Regions from separate parts of the Homo sapiens genome. Here region 2 is linked to region 1. Evidence: read pairs that join two places in POLR2A ChIA-PET (ENCODE). Cell type or tissue: GM12878. All regions are shown on one strand. Each heading gives the region's core, and the rest is flanking DNA. Links, peaks and the distances in the headings are about the cores only.

Region 1 (9,903 bases), core at 690-8,689:
ACTTCTTCCAAACTCTTGTTAATGTTGATATTTTCACCTCCTCCAATGAATCACAAATGTTGTTAATGGCATCTAGAATGGTGAATCCTTTCTAGAAGGTTTTCAGTTTACTTTGCCCGGATCCACCAGAAGCATCACTATGGCAGCTGTAGCCTTACGAAATGTATTTCTTAAATAATAACTTGAAAGTCAAAATCACTCTGATCCATGGGCTGCAGAAGGGATGTTGTGTAGGCAGGCATGAGAATAACATTAATCTCCTTGTACATCTCCATCAGAGCTCTTGGGTGACTAGGTGCATTGCTGATGAGCAGTAATATTTTGAAAGGAATCTTTTTTTATGAGCAATAGGTCTCAACAGTGGGATTCAAATATTCAGTAAATCATGCTGTAATGAGATATGCTGCCATACTGGCTTTGTTGTTCCATTTACAGAGCACAGGCAGAGTAGATGGAGCATACAAGGGCCTTAGGATTTTTGGAATGGTAAATGAGCATTGACTTCAATTTAAAGTCACCAGTTGCATTAGCCTCTAACAAGAGAGTCATCCTGTCCTTTGAAGCTTTGAAGTCAGGCATTGACTTCTCTAGCTGCGAAAGTCTTAGATGGCATACTATTTTAATAGAAGGCTGTTTTTTCTACATTGAAAAAATCTTTAGTGTAGCTACCTTCATCAGTTATTTTAGCTAGATCTTCTGGATAACTTGCTACAGCTTCTACATCAGCACTTGCCGCTTCATCTAGCACAATATGTTAGGGATATGGTTTCTTAACTTAAGCCTCATGATCCAGCCTCTGTTAGCTTCAAACTTTTCTTGTGTGGCTTCCTCATCTTTCTCAGCCTTCATAGGATTGAAGAGAGTTAGGGCCTTGCTCTGGATTAGGCTTTGGTTCAAGGGAATGTTATGGCTGGTTTGATATTCTATCCAGACCAAACTTTCTTCGTATCAGTAATAAGGCTGTTTTGCTTTCTTATCATTCATGTGTTCACTGGAGTGGTACTTTTAATTGCCGTCATGAACTTTTCCTTTGCATTCACATCTTGGCTGACTCCTTGGCATAAGAGGCCTAGCTTTTGACCTGTCTTGGCTTTCGACATGCCTTCCTCACTAAGCTTAATTATTTCTATCCATTGATCTACAGTTAGAGACATGTGACTCTTTTACTTGAACACTTAGAGGCCATTGTAGGGTATTAATTGGCCTAACTTCAATATTGTTCTGTCGCAGGAAATCATAGGGAGGCCCAAGAAGAGGGAGAGAGACAGTGGAATGCCCCAGTCAGTGGAACAGTCAGAACATGTACATTAATGGATTCAATTTGCCATTTTATATGGGCGTGGTTGGTGGCACCCCGAAATAATTACAATAGTAATGTCAAAGATCACTGATCACAGATCACCATAACATATAATAAAATAATGAAAATGTTTGAGATATTGTGAGAATTACCAACATGTGACACAGAGATACAAAGTGAACACATGCTATTGGAAAAATGGTATTAACAAGACTTGCTTCACACAGTGTTGCCACAAACCTTCAATTTGTAAAAAAAACGTAGTATCTGTGAAGCACAATAAAATGAAGTATGCCTGTATCTACTTGAGTTTCAACTTTAAGTTCTTTTGGGTACATCCCCACAAATGGTATTGCTGGGTCATACGGTAATTCTATATTTAGTTTTTTGAGGAGTTCCTATACTGTTTTCTACAGTGGCTATACAAGTTCACATTCCTGCCAGCAGTGCACAAGAATTCCTTTTCCTCGCATGCTTGCTAACATTTGTTCTTTCTAGTTTCTTTCTTAAAAAAAAAATTGCCATCCTAATGGGTATGAAAGAGAATCTCATCATGGGCCTTTTTTTTTTTTTTTTTTTTTTTAAAGAGATGGGGGTCTTGCTCTGTCACTCACGCTGGAGTGCAGTGTGTCGTGATCATAGCTCACTGCAGGCTCAAGCGATCCTCTGCTTCAGCCTTCCAAAGTGCTGGGATTATAGGCGTGAGCCACCACCAGCTAATTTTTAAAAACTTTTTTGTGGACGTCTTGCAGTGTTGCCCAGGCTATTCTTGAGCTCTCAGCCTCAAGCAATCTTCCCAAAGCACAGGAATTATATTAATTATATTAATAGGTTGAGCCACTGTGCCTGGCAAAAGTTTTAAATTTTGATGAAGTCCATCTTACTTATTTTTTTCTTTTGTTGCCTGTGCTTTCAGTATTACATGTAAGAAATCATTGCCAAATCCAATGTCAAAGTGCTTTATTTTTATATTTTCTCCTAAGACTTACAGTTTTAGCCCTTAAGTTTAGGTATTTGATCTGTTTTGAGGTGGTGGTTTCTTTTGTTGTTGTTGTTTGTTTCTTTTTTTGTATGGTGTAAAGTAAGGAAAGGTCTAACTTCATTTTTTTTTTTTTTTTTTTGCATATGAATGTCCAGTTTTCCCAATACCATTAGCTGGACGATAATTTTAATATGTGAATGAAGATACTTTTGCTCACAGGAGTTTTTGAGCCTCAGTGTCTGGCTACAGGGTTCTCATTTGAATGTCCAGTTTTCCCAGTACCATTTGCTGGATGACAATTTTAATATGTGAATGAAGATACTTCTGCTCACAGGAGTTTTTGAGCCTCAGTGTCTGGCTACAGGGTTCTCATTTGAATGTCCAGTTTTCCCAGTACCATTTGCTGGATGACAATTTTAATATGTGAATGAAGATACTTCTGCTCACAGGAGTTTTTGAGCCTCAGTGTCTGGCTACAGGGTTCTGCTTTAATATGTAGGAGGAAGAGATTCAAGCCTCTTGCTCCATTATGGGTAGACAGCACACTACAGGGAGCTTCCCTGAGGGAACTTTCTGTGTACTGTTTCCTAGAAATCTGTAGGAACCATTTCAAGTGACGTGGAAGGAGGTTATCAAGGTAGGATTAGAAACATGTATTTATTATGCTGCTTACTATCCAGTCTTCAGTTATATATGTGTTATTATTTTACAGAAGGCTTCATTGGACAAAAATTCCTTGTTAGTCTTTTTTTTCGAGAAGGAGTTTTGCTCTGTTGCCCCGGCTGGGGTGCAGTGGCACGATCTTGGCTCATTGCAACCTCCGCCGTCCAGGTTCAAGCCATTCTCCTGCCTCAGCCTCCCAAGTAGCTGGGATTACAGGCATGTGCCACCATGCTTGGCTAATTTTTGTATTTTTAGTAGAGGAGTTTCACCATGTTGGCCAGGCTGGTCTTGACCTCCTGACCTCAAGTGATCTGCCAGCGTTGCCCCTCCCAAAGTGCTGGGATTACAGGGGTGAGCCACCTCGCCTGGCCCCTGTTAGTGTTTAGTATGGTTTCTTTTTGTGTAGGGGGAGTGAATTTTTTGTGTGTGCGTGTGCGTTTGCTTATTGTACCCATTTCTCATGGTATGGAAAAAAACAGGATTTCATACTCTTAACAGGATACCCTGCACAAGGTGGGAAAATATACCTCGTGTTTTAAAGAAAAATAGTTTAACAAATGGCTTTCATCTGGGTTGTACTCCAGACTTGCTGCTGCTTCATGCTTTTCCAATTGTGCCACAGGCCTGATCCCTTAGCATGTGTGCAGCTGTGGGCTAGAGGGTTGAAAGCAGGTCCTGTGTCTCTTTCCTGGTGAACTCCACAGGGACACAGCTGCAGGTCTTTTGTAACGCTCTGTATATGCACAGGAAGTCCCTTACAACCCACTCTGTTAGATCTCATTTCCTCTTCGGTTATTTGCCCTCTGTGGTCTCTGGGTGTCAGCCTGGCCTGCCTTTTCAGGGTTCAAGGAGCTGCTGGATTGGTGCCCTCTTGTGGTCTGCCTTTGATGTGGTTGGGATCTTGGGAGCTGAAGGCAAAGAAAGGACAAGTGAGCTACCGAGGAGTAAGGAAGACATGAAGTTGAGAAGATAACAGAGGGAAGTTAAAAAAAAAAATCTTTGGTTGAGGAAATTGTTTCTGAATATAACATGATAAAATCAGTTTAGGTTAATCAGTTTAACTGCATCAATAAAGAATTTCTTTGCAAAACACTACTTAAAAAGACAGTTAACTAGAAAGAATTTGTGAGGCAAATGAGAAATGGCCAGTTTCCTTAATATATAAAGAGCTTTTATAAATCAATAAGAAATAAAAGACCAATAAATCAACAGAGAAGTGAGGACAGGATATCAACAAACCAGTTCCAGAAGAACAGAAGCCTTTTAGGCATATACATAGTCTTTTTTTTTTTTCTCTTTTTGCCGGCTGCTCTAGCCAGTTTACTTATTTTTTATTTTTATTTCTTTGAGACAGGGTCTTGCTCTTGTCACACAGGCTGGAGTACAGTGGTGCAATCTCAGCTCACTGCAAACACCACCTTCCAGGTTCAAGCGATTCTCCTGCCTCAGCCTCCGAAGTAGCTGGGATCATAGGTGTGTGCCACTATGCCCAGCTAATTTTTGTATTTTTAGTAGAGACGGGGTTTTGCCATGTTGGCCAGGCTGGTCTTGAACTCCTGATGTCAAGTGATCTGCCCGCCTTGGCCTCTCAAAGTGCTGGGATTACAGGTGTGAGCCACCATGCCTGGCCGTCTTTTAGGCATATAAAAGATGTTTACCCTCACTTAAAATAGGACAGCAAATTAAACAGACCAAAGGTTAAATATCATTAAGAGTGAGGGGGAAATAGTACATTATATATAAATTGTTGATGGTGGGGGCTAGCTGGGCATATATATGGAAATTTTAAAAAATGCAGATTCTTTGCCCTAGCAAATCCACTACTGGAAATCTATTCTACAAATATATATGTATATCCATACATTAAGTTCATTTTAGAAAAAGTTGAGACATAATTTATGTCTGTCAATGGAGGACTAGCTGCAGTTCCTTCATATAGTGGAATACCTTGAAGCCCTTAAAAAGGAGGCAGTCTTAAAAGTATTGACAGTATAATCTTTGAGATATATAAGTGAACGAAGGTGCAGACAGCGTGTATTAGTGTCTGTGTTTGAAAAAAATCATTCACACATGGTTTTATATGTAGGGACTGCCTCTGAAGGGATGTACACGAAACTGAAAACAGTAGCTGCCAGAGAAGTGATCAGCAATCCGGCTGGGAGATAGAGTAGGAAGGAGACAGGCTTTGTGCCTTATACTATTTTGTACCCTGTGAATTTTGCATCACGTTGGAGATGCAAAAAGCAACTACCTTGAAAAGGGCAGTCGAGATCAAGTGGAGTAAGATATTTATTCAGCGCAATGTTAATTATAAAAAGTAAAGTAAGTAGAAAGACCAGGGTAGGAACTACCGAAAAACAAACCAACGAACAGAAAAGAAAACCAAAAAAACCCCCAGAATTTCATGTCTGGTTTTAGGTTGCCACAATTTAATAATGAAGAAGGGACAGATTATAGAATTCTGAGATAGAGAATAGCGAGATACAATAAAATGTAGTTATCTTAAAAGAAGTCAGTATGCAATTGATTGAATAGACTTCACCCCTCACTGGAGGAATATCTTGCCCACATAGGGAGGGAAGAAACTGATGGCCACCGTCTTGGACACAAGCTACCATGCATGCATATAAACACGGAAAAATGCTTGCCAAAATGGTAGCTACATTTATTTCTAGCAGTAGGACTTAGCCAATCATTTCTGTCTTTGTTTTACCTACTTGTACTTTTTAGAAAAAGATTATTACGTTCATTTTTTAATAATGAGAAAAAGTGAAGCTTCCCATTTCTGTGTGATTCTTTATATCTTCCTGACCTTCTCTTTTTTCACTTCTTGCAGTGTGAAAACCCTTTCTCCCGTTGGGCTGTCGTAGTTCATCATCAGTAAAACCTCCATATTCTCAACCCTTTCTTTTGAGTGTCCTTTACCTTTTCTGTCAAAAACTTGCTCTTTCCTGATTTCCCTGTTTTTCCTGCCAAGCCTCAGGAGAAGCTTTTCCCACATGCTGCTTATCTTTGGGCCTTAGTGCCGAGACGTGGGGGGTGGTGCTTCCTTCTTACTTCCTATTTCTTTCAAACCATTCTCCCTCCCTCCCTCCTGCCTAAAACACCAGCTTTGGATCTCACATCACCAGAGCCACTCACTACTCCTGAGCTATTTCTCTGTGATTTTATCTCCTACCTTATTGTCTCTTTCTTTCCAGTATCACTGCTTCCTTTAGTTCTTGGCAATTTCAGTGTAAACATAGGTAATGACTTTAGCCATTGTCTCCCTCTACCTTAGACCTTATCATTACCAGTAATTGCAGTCCTCCATAACCTTAATTTCATGCATCCCATCCTCTGAGGACAACCTTCTATTTTATGAATTTACTTCTCTACTACTTTTATTTTAAAAACAAAAGAGACAGGGGTAGATGGGAACTTGATGCTGCCCTCATAAGCACTGATTCTCTGGGCTCCACAATCACCTGGGCCATTTCCTGGGCCACCCAGCCTGCTTCTTGAGGGAATGCTTTGTGATTTGATTGTTTATAGATGTTATGCTAGACCCCTGTTGACTCCAATAGGGATGACACCATGTTTGAGAGACTGAAGAAAAGACCCGGAGGTATCAAATGAGACATAGGGTTTATTTGGGGGACTCACGTACAGAGCCGTCCAGTGGCAGCGGGCTTGGCAGGAAGCATGCTGCTACCTTTTGTAAAAAACATGTAGCTCATATAGCATTTTCATTTAGCATCCTCCCCCTGGCAGCCTCCCAAAACAAAGGTCTCCATCCCCTGCGTTAAAAGGGATAGGGCAGGGATTTGGATGTCTTTAATAGACAAAGACTGAATCTCCAGGTTGGCCACTCTCAGATTTCTTAGCCTGGAACTCCAAACCAACACTCTTCTCATTCTTAGGATATGCTTCAGTTATGGCTATCAGGTGCCTCTGCCATAAAACAGGAAGATTTTTTTTTTAACGTAAGAATTCCTTTTCTTCCATCTATAGGTTGTTAAAATGGAAGATTTGTTTTACCGAGGACATGAAAGGCATTGCAGTTGCTTGGGCATTCTAGAAGAGGGTGCTGTCCTTTGCCCTGGTGTTTTCTTAGGTGGCTGTGGCAGGAACACTAACTCTTAAGGAAATGGATGCTTTTTCTTTCCTGGTACATAATGTATGAACACTAGTGTGTTGTTTTCATTGTGTAGTGTGGTTTAATAGTATGATAATGTAGTTTTGTGCCGTTTTATAGACGTGAAGAAAATAAAACTAATGGGCATGAATTGATGAAGTTTTCAACTGAGTTACCAAAAAAAAAAAAAAAAAGCTTCCTAATGGACTTTCCTGGAAAGATTTGTCTAAATGAAAATTTGGTGGATCTTAAAGAAGAGAATAATTTTTATTGAACATATAGTTTGTGCTAGCCACTATCTTAGGCATGTAGCTTATTAACACTTATGGCCCATTTGTGGAACAGGTATGGTTACCTGCAGTTTAAAACAAGGATGCCAGTGTTCTAAGAGGTTGAGTTGCCCGAGATATCACTGGTATGTTAGAGTCAGGAATCAAGCCAGGTCCTGTGTGCCCTGCCCAGCCTGACTTTAAAGGACTATGTAGGGAAACTCTCTGAAACCACATTTTTCCTTTACTCTCACACCACAACAGTTAACACGGAAGACTTCTGTGACCGATTGTGGTGAGAGAGGGGGGATTTCCTCACACAGCAAGGCACAGACACCAGTTGAGTGTCCTCCAATTTACTTGCTACACTATTTACCTGGAGATAGTGTCAAATCCCACAGGTTGGAAACTCAAGTCTCTAAAACTGCCCCTGCCCCCTGCAGACATGCAAACCTGAGCCTCTGGAACTTCTGATTGATTGACTTCAAGTCGAGGTTCCCATAACCCCCTCTTAGGGTTTGATTAATTTGCTGGAGTGGCTCACAGAACTCAGGGAAACACTTATGTTTACTGGTTTATTATAAAGGATATTTTGCAAAGGACACAGATGAAGAGACGCACAGGGCAAGGCATGGGGAAAGAGGTGCGGAGTTTCCAACCCCTCCCTTGTGTGCCACCCTCCAGGAACCTCCAGGTGTTCAGCTATCCGGAAACTCCCTGTACCCAGCTTTCTTGGGTTTTTTGGAAACGTTCCTTCCTACAGTGCTTAGCCCTCTCAGGGGAGGGTTTGAGACCCACAATCTGAAAGGTGGGGAAAGATTAGATTCCTGCCTCGGGCCAGGTGAAAGGAAGGCAGGAAAGAGATTCTGTTTCCTGACCCAACATTATCACAAAAGACTGTAACAAGGGCTGTGGGAGTTATGGACCAGGAACCTGGTTGAAAACCATTATAAATCATAACACCACAAGGACCTATATTTTGCTTTTTAGGACATTGTAGTAGGTGGGTAGTTTTCATCCTCTTGCTTTTTAAAATCTATCTTGCCCAGAAGTTTATTGGGCATTTCTATGGAAACACAACACCTCTCTTAAATGGCAGTTTCACACATCTGCAGCCTAGTAATTGCTACTCATTTTGAAGACCCTGAAGCACACCACTGGATCTGGAAGTGACATCTTCGTCACCAAGGAAACAGTAGATTAAGTCCTGTGCTCAGTATAGTTTTACTTCTGAGTATTTAGTAAGTATGATAAATTATTAACCAGGATATTTGATTAGGTAGACATGCCTATATTCCAGATAGCAACAGTTTACCATTAGAGCAAACAGAAAACACCAGGAAAAATTCTGCAGGACAAGTTTGTAAAATGCAATGATACATCTTTATGACATATATCCTCTGTAAGGAGATAAAAACAATGTATGTACAGGAGTGTACATAAATAAAAGTTGAAGAAAGTACATCCTCTGTGATTTAAAAAAAGAAATTCAATATACCCATTAAAAAAGTGACAGGTGTATTAGTTTTCTATGGCTATAGTAACAAATTACTACAATCTTGATGACTTAAAATGACAGATTCATTCTCTTATAGTGCTGGAGGCTGTAAGACTGAAATTTAGGTGTGGGCAGTGTTGGCCTCTTCTGGAAGATCTGAAGGAGACCCATGCCTCCGTCCTGTCTCCCAGCTTCTGCTGCCATTTCTTGTATCACCCCAGTCTCTACTTTCACCTTTATATGGCTTTCCCTCATGTCTCCGTGTCTTCACCTTTTCTGTTTCTTAGAAGGACACATGTCATGGGGTTTAGGGCCCACCCTAATTCAGGATGATCTCATCTCAAGATATTTAACTTAATTACATGTGCAAAGACCTTTTTTCCAAATAAGGTCATATTTTGAGGTTGGGGGAGTTAGAATATGATCGTAGATTTTGGGGGGCAACAATGTAACTCACTTATAAATGGTCCACTGACCCCCCCAAAATTTGTCCTGTGTGCAGAATGCATTCATCTCATCCCAATTAATTATTAACACTGCTTTGTGAGGAAAAATTAAGAATTTTGAAAAGTGAGAAGCTATACCTCTGGGATAAATAAAAAGACAAATGGCAGAAGATGGATAGTCGCTAATCTTTTTTTTAGATAAACATTTTGTTTTGAGATAGTTGTAGGTTCACAAACACATAAGAAATAATACAGAGAGATCCCATATTACAAAAGACACCGGGATGTTGACGTTGATACAGTGAAGATACAGAACACTTCCATCGCTACTGCTGTTTTGCTGTTTATTACCTGCCCCGGATTTCCCGCCCCTCCACTGCTCCCTGTCCCTAACCGTGGTCCACCACTAATCGTTCCACAATTTTATACAAATATAACCATACTGTATGTAACCTTTTGGAATTGCCCTTTTTTACTCAGCACAATTCTCTGGAGATTCGTGCAGGTTGTTGTATCAGCAGTCATTCGTTTTTATTGCTGAGTAATAGTCCATTGTATGGATATACCGTAGTTTAACCATCGGCGTAATGAAGGCCATCTGGGTGGCTTCTAATTTTTGGCTCTAACA
Region 2 (9,903 bases), core at 832-8,831, 72 kb before region 1:
TGCACATATTACCTATTCTGTCTATATGTATTTTTTAATTTTACTTTACAATTTTTCTTTACCATTTCTGAGACCTAAAATAACTGGTAAATGGGAGGAGTGGGAAGATGTTGGAAGATGATAAATTTAGGTTAGAGAAGTATTTAAATATGGGTTTGTTACTTGCATATATAGAAACATATAAGAGTTTAAAAATGTTTGTTCTAGTCTTCATTTACCTAAAGGCTTACATGTTGCATATTTAAAATTGGCCTAACGATTACAGAGAACTAAAAATTAGATTGGACCTAACAGTTACGCTTTTTGTGTTTCTAAATGATTTCATACTTTTCATCACATAATCTGCCTTTTCTATGAACTTTGCACCTCTGGCCACACCAGGTTTTGTTTCTGTGACTTTTCATTCCAACCATAGGTGTTGCTGTTACTCTTGCATATATAACCTATAAACATGCTGAAATATCCCAAATTTTAAAAACTATATATAATTTAAGATTTCTTCCTGAAACATGGTAGACCTTGTCAGTCCCCTGCCCGCCTTTGGGTCTATTGTATTTATGCTAGCAACTTCCAGGTGCTGAAGATCTTCTGGCAACAGAAGCCTCTGCCCCTTTAGGGAGGCCAATCAGCAACTGAAGAGAATTAAGGTCTCTTGGGAACAGCCCTGAACCAATGACTGGCAGAGTTGGTTTATAAACACCCCAGCACCCTTCCCAGGTGGGATAACTCAGAAATACTTATCTTCACTGACTCCCAGAGTTCCATTTAACCACAGTGACAACCGGCTTCATAACTTGGTGGCCATCCCTTCCCTTTTTCAGTTTCCCACATTCTTCTACTGGTATTTTCTGGAATCTCCTCCAAAATAAACTATTTACATTCAAATCCTTATCTCAAGGTCTGTTTGTGGGGAATCTGAATTAACACATAAGGGCTGAAATCAGGTGAGATATACTATCCTAGATGCTTTTAGAGCTATCAAATACCAGAAGTGAAGGAGGCCTTAAGGATTATTTATTCTTTTTTCTTCTGTTTGTAAATGATTTCATTACTTTAAACCCTGAGAAGCTAAGGAAGGGATTGTCTATTCTAATCAAACCACATTGCTCAATATGGGATGTCTGTAGGCCTGGCATGGTGGCTCATGCCAGTAATCCCAACACTTTGGGAAGCTGAAGCTTGAGGATCCCTTGAGGCTAAGAGTTTTGAGACCAGCCTGGGCAACATAGGGAGCCCTCTCTTTACAAAAATTAATTAATTAATTAATTAAAATAAATAATGGGAGGTTTGTAAAGTGATTTTCTATAAACAGATGCTTATTTTTAGTGCACTTGCATTGTAGTAGGAGAACTAACGTTTTGCCTATTAATTCAACAAGTATGTATGGGTATGGGACTACTATACGTAGGGTGTCCTGTTAGGCTCTAGAATGGATACAAAGATTAAGAAAGTGACCTTGCCAGGCACGGTGGCTCACGCTTGTAATTCCAACACTGGGAGGCCAAGATGGGCAGATTGCTTGAGCCCAGGAGTTCAAGACCAGCCTAGGCAACATGGCAAAACCCTGTCTCTATGAAATATACAAAAAGTAGTTGGGCATCATGGCGTGTGCTTGTGGTCCCAGCTACTTGGGAGGCTGAGGCAGGAGGATGATTTGAGCCCCAGAGTCAGATGTTGTAGTGAGCCAAGATCATGCCACTACACTTTAGCCTGGGCAACAGAGCCAGACCCTGTTCCCCCCATCCCCCTCACCCAAAAAAATGACCTCTTATCCTAAAGGCATTCATAGGCTAGTACTAGGGAAAAAATTCTGCAAGGCAGAATATTCAGAGGTGCATGCAAAATGCTGTAGGTGTTTTAAGGAAGAAAAAAATTCTACGCAGCTAGAGAGAATCACGAATAAGGTGGCATATACATTTTAATTTCAATAGGTGTGATGAGAAGAAGGCCCTTTTGATGAGGGAAAACATTGGGTGTATTTAGGAAATGGTAAGCGTAGCCTCATTACTGGAGTGTTGGTATGTATAAGGAAAAAGGGAAAAATAAAACTGGAAAGGCTTGAATACCAGACTAAGGAATTTGGTCTTAATTTGCTAGGTTTTGAAGGCCATCAGAGTTTACCTTTAAAACAGGCATTAGAGGCCGGGTGTGGCAGCTCACACCTGTAATCCCAGCACTTTGGGAGGCCAAAGCGGGTGGATCAGTTGAGGCCAGGAGCTTGAGACCAGCCTGGCCAACATGGTGAAAACCCATCTCTACTAAAAATACAAAAATTAGCCAGGCGTGGTGGTGCATACCTGTAATCCCAGCTACTCAGGAGGCTGAGGCACAAGAATCGCTTGAAACCGGGAGGTGGAGGTTGTAGTGAGCCAAGATTGCGCCACTGCATTCCAGCCTGGTGACAAAGCAAGACTCTGTTTCAAAAAAAAAAAATAAATAAATAAAAAAGAAGAAGAAGAAGAAGAAGGAGAAGGAGAAGAGAAGCATTAGAGGGCCTGGCAGAATAGAAGAGAAAGGAAACTTGTAGAAACCAGTTAGAAGTTTCAAAAATAATAGAAGAAAAAGTGAGTATCAATGGAAAGCTTGAAATTCTCTATTCTTTCCTAATTGAAAGAACTCAGTCAACCCTCCTTAATTTGAATAGATATCTTCTGATATATTCTTCAGTGTCAATATGGATTTTGGGATCTGTAACGAAGTTTGCTTAAAGTAGAGCACTGAACAATAATCAAGGCAATGATTTAAGAAATAAACTGGGCACAGTGTGTATGCCTATAGTCCTAGCTACTCAGGAAGCTGCCGCAGGAGGATCACTTAAGCCCAGGAACTCGAGTCCTGCCTGGGCAACATAGCAAGACCCTGTCTCTAAAAATAAATAATAATACATTTTAAAAATAAACAAATAAGTAAGATTTAAAAAACAGTTTAACATTACAAGGAAAGAAAAAGGACCTTAAACACTTACACACTTCTGGTGAGAGCTGAAATTGGGTTAAACATTTAAAAGCAATTTAGCAGGATGTAGCAGAGGCTTTAAAAACATGTATACCCTTTGGGATGGGTGCAGTGGCTCACACCTGTAATCTCAGCACTTTGGGTGGCTGACGTGGGAGGATCACTTCAGTGCAGAACTTAGAGACCAGCTTGAGTAACATAGGGAGACCCTGTCTGCACAAATAATCAAAAATTAGCCAGGCGTGTTGGTGCACACCTGTAGTCCCAGCTACTTGGGAGGCTGAGGCAGGAGAACTGCTTGAGCCCAGGAAGTTGAGGCTTCAGTGTGCTGTGATCACGCCACAGCACTCAGCTTGAGCAACAGAGACCCTGTCTGAAATAAACATGCATACCCTTTGATTCAATAAAAGAAAACAATCATGCAGATGGTCCAAGAAGCATGTTTAAGGGTGTTTTCACATCCTTACCTAATTAAAAAGGAAGAATATCTAAATTTTTTTTAAAAAAGCACTGGCCAGCCGGGCGCGGTGGCTCATGCCTGTAATCCCAGCACTTTGGGAGGCCAAGGCAGGCAGATCATGAGGTCAGGAATTCAAGACCAGCCTGACCAACATGGTGAACTCTCATCTCTACTAAAAATACAAAAATTAGCTGGGCATGGTTGCACACGCCTGTAATCCCAGTTACTCAGGAGGCTGAGGCAGGAGACTTGCTTGAACCCGGGATGTGGAGGTTGCAGTGAGCCGAGATCACGCTGCTGCACTTCAGCCTGGGTGACAGAGTAAGGCTCCATCTCAAAAAAAAAAAAAGCACTGGCTAAATATAGTAAATTTACACAAGGGAATACTTTTCAGTATTAGTAATGATATACATGCATATTAATTGCATTGAAAGTTCACCATACATTGTATAATCTTTGTTCATTGGTAAATATCTGTTAGGACAGATTTTGCTTCTTAGTGCAATCTTGTAATTATGGGGACTAGGTTAATGAAACTTTGGCTTGAAAAGACCTTTTAACTCAAAACGATCTACATATGAAACAATCCCTATCAAAATTCCAATGGCATTTATTTTGCAGAAATAAAATAATTCATACAAAATCTCAAGGAATCTCAAATAGCCAAAACAATTTAAAAAAAAAGAAGAGCAAGTTTAAAAGATTCAAACTTCAAAATCTTCAAAAGATTTCAAAGCATGTTTCAAAGCTACAGTAATTAAAACAGTGTGGTACTGACATAAGCATGTCAAGTAGACCAATGGAATAAGACAACCAAGAAATAAACCCTCCCATAGGTGGCCAAATAATCTTAAACAAGGGTGCCAAGAACACTCAATGGGGCAAAGACTCTCTTCAAATAGTGTTGGGAAAACTGAATCTTCACATGTCAAGGAATTATGTTGGGGTCAGGTGCTGTGTTTCATGCCTGTAATCCTAGCTCTTCATATGGCCAAGGTAGGAGGATTGCTTGAAGCCAGGAATTCAAGACCAGCTTGAGCAACATAGGGAAACCCCATCTCTCCCAAAATAAAAAAAAATTAGCTGGGCATGGTGGCACACACCTGTAGTCTCAGCTACTCGAAAGGCTGAAGTGGGAGGATTGCTTGAGACTGGGAGGTCAAAGCGTCAGTAAGTGGTGATCATGCTACTGCATTCCAGCCTATTGGATAGAGTGAGACCCTGAAAAAAAAGACAGACAAAGAGAGAGAAGAGAATAGAGGAGAAAAAGGACCTTATATTTAGGTCCTTACATTTAAGGACCTTACATTAAGGATCTAAATATAAGACCTAAAATTAATAAACTCCTAGAAGAAAATGTGGGGGGAAAGCTTCATAACATTGGACTTGGCAATGATTTCTAGGATATAACACCAAAAGCACAGACAACAAAAGCAAAAATAGACAAATGGGACTACATCAAACTTAAAAACTTTTGTGTATCAAAGGACACAATTAACAGAGTGAAAAAGGCAACCTACAGAATGGGAGAAAAAAATTTGCAAATCATATATTTGATAAGGTGTGTTAAAGCAAACTAAATATGGCCTGAGAAGGACTCCGTATTTCTATATTTGGGTCCTGGTAACCTAACTTAATAGGTGGACAAGATTGAAAACCTAACTTAGGAGTATGCACCTGTAACAATAGCTGAGTCTTGGCCAATCCCAGAAGCCATACTTCCACCACTCATACACTGCTGAATGTTCAAACTGTATTCAAATAAGGCAAATGCTGAGGTGTAACCAATCCAGTTGTTTCTGTACCTCACTTCTGATTTCTGTATGTCACTTCCCTTTCTTTGTCTATAAATTTGTTCTGACCACAAGGTATCCCTGAAGTCTTTCTGAATCTGCTGTGATTCTGGGGACTTCCCGATTTGCAAATTATTAATTGCTCAATTAAACTCCTTTAAATTTAATTTGGCTGAAGTTTTTATTTTAATAGGTGTTAATTTCCAAAATATATAAAGTACTCCTATAATTCAACAACAAAAAGTAATATAACCCCATTAGAGAATGGGCAAAGCAGTTTGGAGATTTCCCAAAGAACTGAGAACTACCATCTGACTCAGCAATCTCATTACTGGGTATATACCCAAAGGAATATAAATCATTCTACCATAAAGACACATGCACGTGTGTGTTCATTGTAGCACTATTCACAATAGCAAAGACATGGAATCAACCTAAGTGTCCATCAGTGGTGGACTGGATAAAGAAATGTGGTACACATATACCGTGGAATACTATGGAGCCATAAAAAAGAATGAGATTGGTGTGGCTGGCAAGATGGCCGAATAAGAACAGCTCTGGTCTGCAGCTCCCAGTGAGATCAACGCAGAAGGCGGGTGATTTCTGCATTTCCAACTGAGGTACCCGGCTCATCTCATAGGGATTGGTTAGATGTGGGCACAGCCCACGGATGGCTAGCCAAAGCAGGGTGGGGAATCACCTTACCCAGGAAGCGCAAGGGGTCAGGGAACTCCCTCCCTTAGCCAAGGGAAGTTGTGAGGGACTGTGCCTTAAGGAATGGTGCATTCTGGCCCAGATACTACACTTCCCCATGGTCTTCACACCCCGCAGACCAGGAGATTCCCTCGGGTGCCTAAACCACCAGGGCCCTGGTCTCAAGCAAAAAACTGGGCGGCCATTTGGGCAGACACCGAGCTAGCTACAGGAGTTTTTTTTTTTTTTTTTTCATACCCCAGTGGCGCCTGCAAAGCCAGTGAGACAGAACCATTCGCTCCCCTGGAAAGGGGGCTGAAGCCTAGCAAGCTAAGATCTGCTGGCTTGAAATTCTGGCTGCCAGCCTAGCAATCTGAAGTTGACCTGGGATGCTTAAGCTTGGTAGGGGAAGGGGCGTCCGCCATTACTGAGGCTTGAGTAGGCCGTTTTCCCTTCACAGTGTAAACAAAGCCACTGGGAAGTTTGAAATGTTCATCGCAGCTAGCCCGACTAATAAAGAACTAATAAAGACTAATAAAGAAGAAAAGAGAGAAGAATCAAATAGACACAATGAAAAATGATAAAGAGGACTTCATCACTGATCCCACAGAAATACAAACTACCATCAGAGAATACTATAAACACCTCTATGCAAATAAACTAGAAAATCTAGAAGAAATGGCTAAATTCCTGGACACATACATCCTCCCAAGGTTAAACCAGGAAGAAGTTGAATCCCTGAAGAGACCAATAACAAGTTCTGAAATTGAGGCAGTAATTAATAGCCTATCAACCAAAAAAAGCCCAGGACCAGATGGATTCATAGCCAAATTCTACCACAGGTACAAAGAGGAGCTGGTACCATTCCTTCTGAAACTATTCCAAACAATAGAAAAAGAGGGACTCCTTCCTAACTCATTTTATGAGGCCAGCATCATCCTCATACCAAAACCTGGCAAAGACACAACAAAAAAAGAAAATTTCAGGCCAATATCCCTGATGAACATTGACACGAAAATCCTCAATAAAATACAGGCAAACCGAATCCAGCAGCACATCAAAAAGCTTATCCACCATGATCAAGTTGGCTTCATCACTGAGATGCAAGGCTGGTTCAACATATGCAAATCAATAAACATACTCCATCACATAAACAAAACCAAAGATAAAAACCATACAATTATCTCAATAGATGCAGAAAAGGCCTTCAATAAAATTCAACACCCCTTCATACTAAAAACTCTCAATAAACAAGGTATTGATGGAACATATCTCAAAATAATAAGAGTTATTTATGACAAACCCACAGCCAATATCATACTGAATGGGCAAAAGCTGGAAGCATTTCCTTTGAAAATTGGCACCAGACAAGGATGCTGTCTCTCAACACTGCCATTCAACATAGTATTGGAAGTTCTGGCCAGGGTAATCAGGCAAGAGAAAGAAATAAAGGGTATTCAAATAGGAAAAGAGGAACTCAAATTGTCTCTCTTTGCAGATGACATGATTGTATATTTAGAAAACCCTGTCTCAGCCCCAAATCTCCTTAAGCTGATAAGCAACTTCAGCAAAGTCTCGGGATACAAAATCAATGTGCAAGCATTCCTATACACCAATAATAGACAAACAGAGAGCCAAATCATGAGTGAACTCTCATTCACAATTGCTACAAAGAGAATAAGATACCTAGGAATCCAACTTACAAGGGACATGAAGGACCTCTTCAAGGAGAACTACAAACCACTGCTTAAGGAAATAAGAGAGGACACAAACAAATGGAAAAACATCCCATGCTCATGGATAGGAAGAATCAATATCGTGAAAATGGCCATACTGCCCAAAGTAATTTATAGATTCAATGCTATCCCCATCAAGCTACCATTGACTTTCTTCACAGAATTAGAAAAAACTACCTTAAAGTTCATATGGAACCAAAAAAGAGCCCGCATTGCCAAGACAATCCTAAGCCAAAAGAACAAAGCTGGAGGCATCACACTACCTGACTTCAAACTACACTACAAGGCTACAGTAACCAAAACAGCATGGTACTGGTACCAAAACAGAGAGAGAGACCAATGGAACAGAACAGAAGCCTCAGAAATAACACCACACATCTACAACCATCTGATCTTTGACAAACCTGACAAAAATAAGCAATGGGGAAAGTATTCCCTGTTTAATAAATGGTGTTGGGAAAACTGGCTAGCCATATGCAGAAAACTGAAATTGGACCCCTTCCTTACACCTTATACAAAAATTAATTCAAGATGGATTAAAGACTTAAACAAAAGACCTGAAACCATAAAAGCCCTAGAAGAAAACCTAGGCAATACCATTCAGGACATAAGCATTGGCAAAGACTTCATGACTAAAACACCAAAAGCAATGACAACAAAAGCCAAAATTGACAAATGGGATCTAATTAAAGAGCTTCTGCACAGCAAAAGAAACTATCATCAGACTGAACAGACAACCTACAGAATGGGAGAAAATTTTTGTAATCTATCCATCTGACAAAGGGCTAATATCCAAAATCTACAAGGAACTTAAACAAATTTACAAGAAAAAACAAACAAACAAAAAAACCCCATCAAAAAGTGGGTGAAGCATACAGACACTTCTCAAAAGAAGACATTTATGTGGCCAACAAACATATGGAAAAAAGCTCATTGTCATTGGTCATTAGAGAAATGCAAATCAAAACCACAATGAAATACCATCTCACAGCAGTTAGAATGGTGATCATTAAAAAGTCAGGAAACAGGCCCGGCACGGTGGCTCATGCCTGTAATCCCAGCACTTTGGGAGGCTGAGGCGGGTGGATTACGAGGTGAAGAGTTTGAGACCAGCCTGATCAACATGGTGAAACCCCGTCTCTACTAAAAATACAAAAATTAGCCAGGCGTGGTGATGCACACCTGTAATTCCAGCTACTCAAGAGGCTGAGGCAGGAGAATTGCTTGAACCAGGGAGGTGGAGGTTGCAGTGAGCCAAGATCACACCACTGCACTCCAGTCTGGGCGACAGAGCGAGACTCTGTCTCAAAAAAAAAAAAAAAAAAAAAAGAAACAAAAAGTCAGGAAACAACAGGTGCTGGGAAGGATGTGGAGAAATAGGAATGCTTTTACACTGTTGGTGGGAGTGTAAATTAGTTCAACAATTGTGGAAGACAGTGTGGTGATTCCTTGAGGATCTAGAACTAGAAATACCATTTGACCCTGCAATCCATTACTGGGTATATACCCAAAGGATTATAAATCATTCTACTACAAAGACACATGCACATGTATGTTTACTGCAGCATTATTCACAATAGCAAAGACTTGGAACCAACCCAAATGCCCATCAGTGATAGACTGGATAAAGAAAATGTGGCACACATAAAACCATGGAATACTATGCAGCCATAAAAAAGAATGAGTTCATGTCCTTTGCAGGGACATGGTTGAAGCTGGAAACCATCATTCCCAGAAGACTAACACTGGAACAGAAAACCAAACACTGCATGTTCTCACTCTTAAGTGGGAGTTGAACAATGAGAACACATGGATATAGGCAGGGGAACATCACACACTGGGGCCTGTCTGGCGGTGGGGGACTGGGCAGGGGGATAGAATTAGGAGAAATACCTAATATAGATGATGGGTTGATGGGTGCAGCAAACCACCATGGCATGTGTATATCTATGTAACAAACCTGCACATTCTGCACATGTATCCCAGAACTTAAAGTATAATAATAATAATAAAAAAAGAATGAGATCATTTCTTTTGCTAGAACATGGATGGAGCTGAAGGCCATTATCCTAGTCAAACTAGCATAGAAAACCAAATACCACATGTTATCACTTATAAGTGGGAGCTAAACATTGAGTACACATGGACACAAAGAAAGGAACAATAAATACGAGGGCCTACTTGAGGGTGAAAGGTGGCAAGAAGGTGAGGGTCTAAAAAACTACCTACTGAGTACTATGCTTATTACCTGGGTGAGGAAATAATC

Evidence for each region. ChIA-PET counts read pairs that join two places held together with the same protein. Peaks named below come from ENCODE experiments on the same cell type or tissue, not always from the same donor. Only the 100,000 strongest peaks of a DNase experiment are listed, where the experiment ranks them.
Region 2: POLR2A ChIA-PET joins it to region 1 with 5 read pairs; 2 of 35 experiments call an interaction of 5 or more read pairs at or near these places.

What each region holds. Positions count from the first base shown.
Region 1 is chr1:165,867,800-165,877,702 of GRCh38, forward strand. The region is part of intron 1 of UCK2 (uridine-cytidine kinase 2); the gene reads left to right. Among named protein-coding and RNA genes, the nearest start is that of MIR3658, 35 kb to the right of the region's middle. In GM12878, for the core only: a CTCF peak has its summit at 3,818 (motif pointing left); DNase peaks (open chromatin) are centred at 3,712 and 7,572; H3K4me3 peaks cover 236 bases; H3K27ac peaks cover 2,545 bases.
Region 2 is chr1:165,795,400-165,805,302 of GRCh38, forward strand. No RefSeq gene overlaps it. Among named protein-coding and RNA genes, the nearest start is that of UCK2, 27 kb to the right of the region's middle. In GM12878, for the core only: no CTCF peak of the experiment used is centred there; no DNase peak of the experiment used is centred there.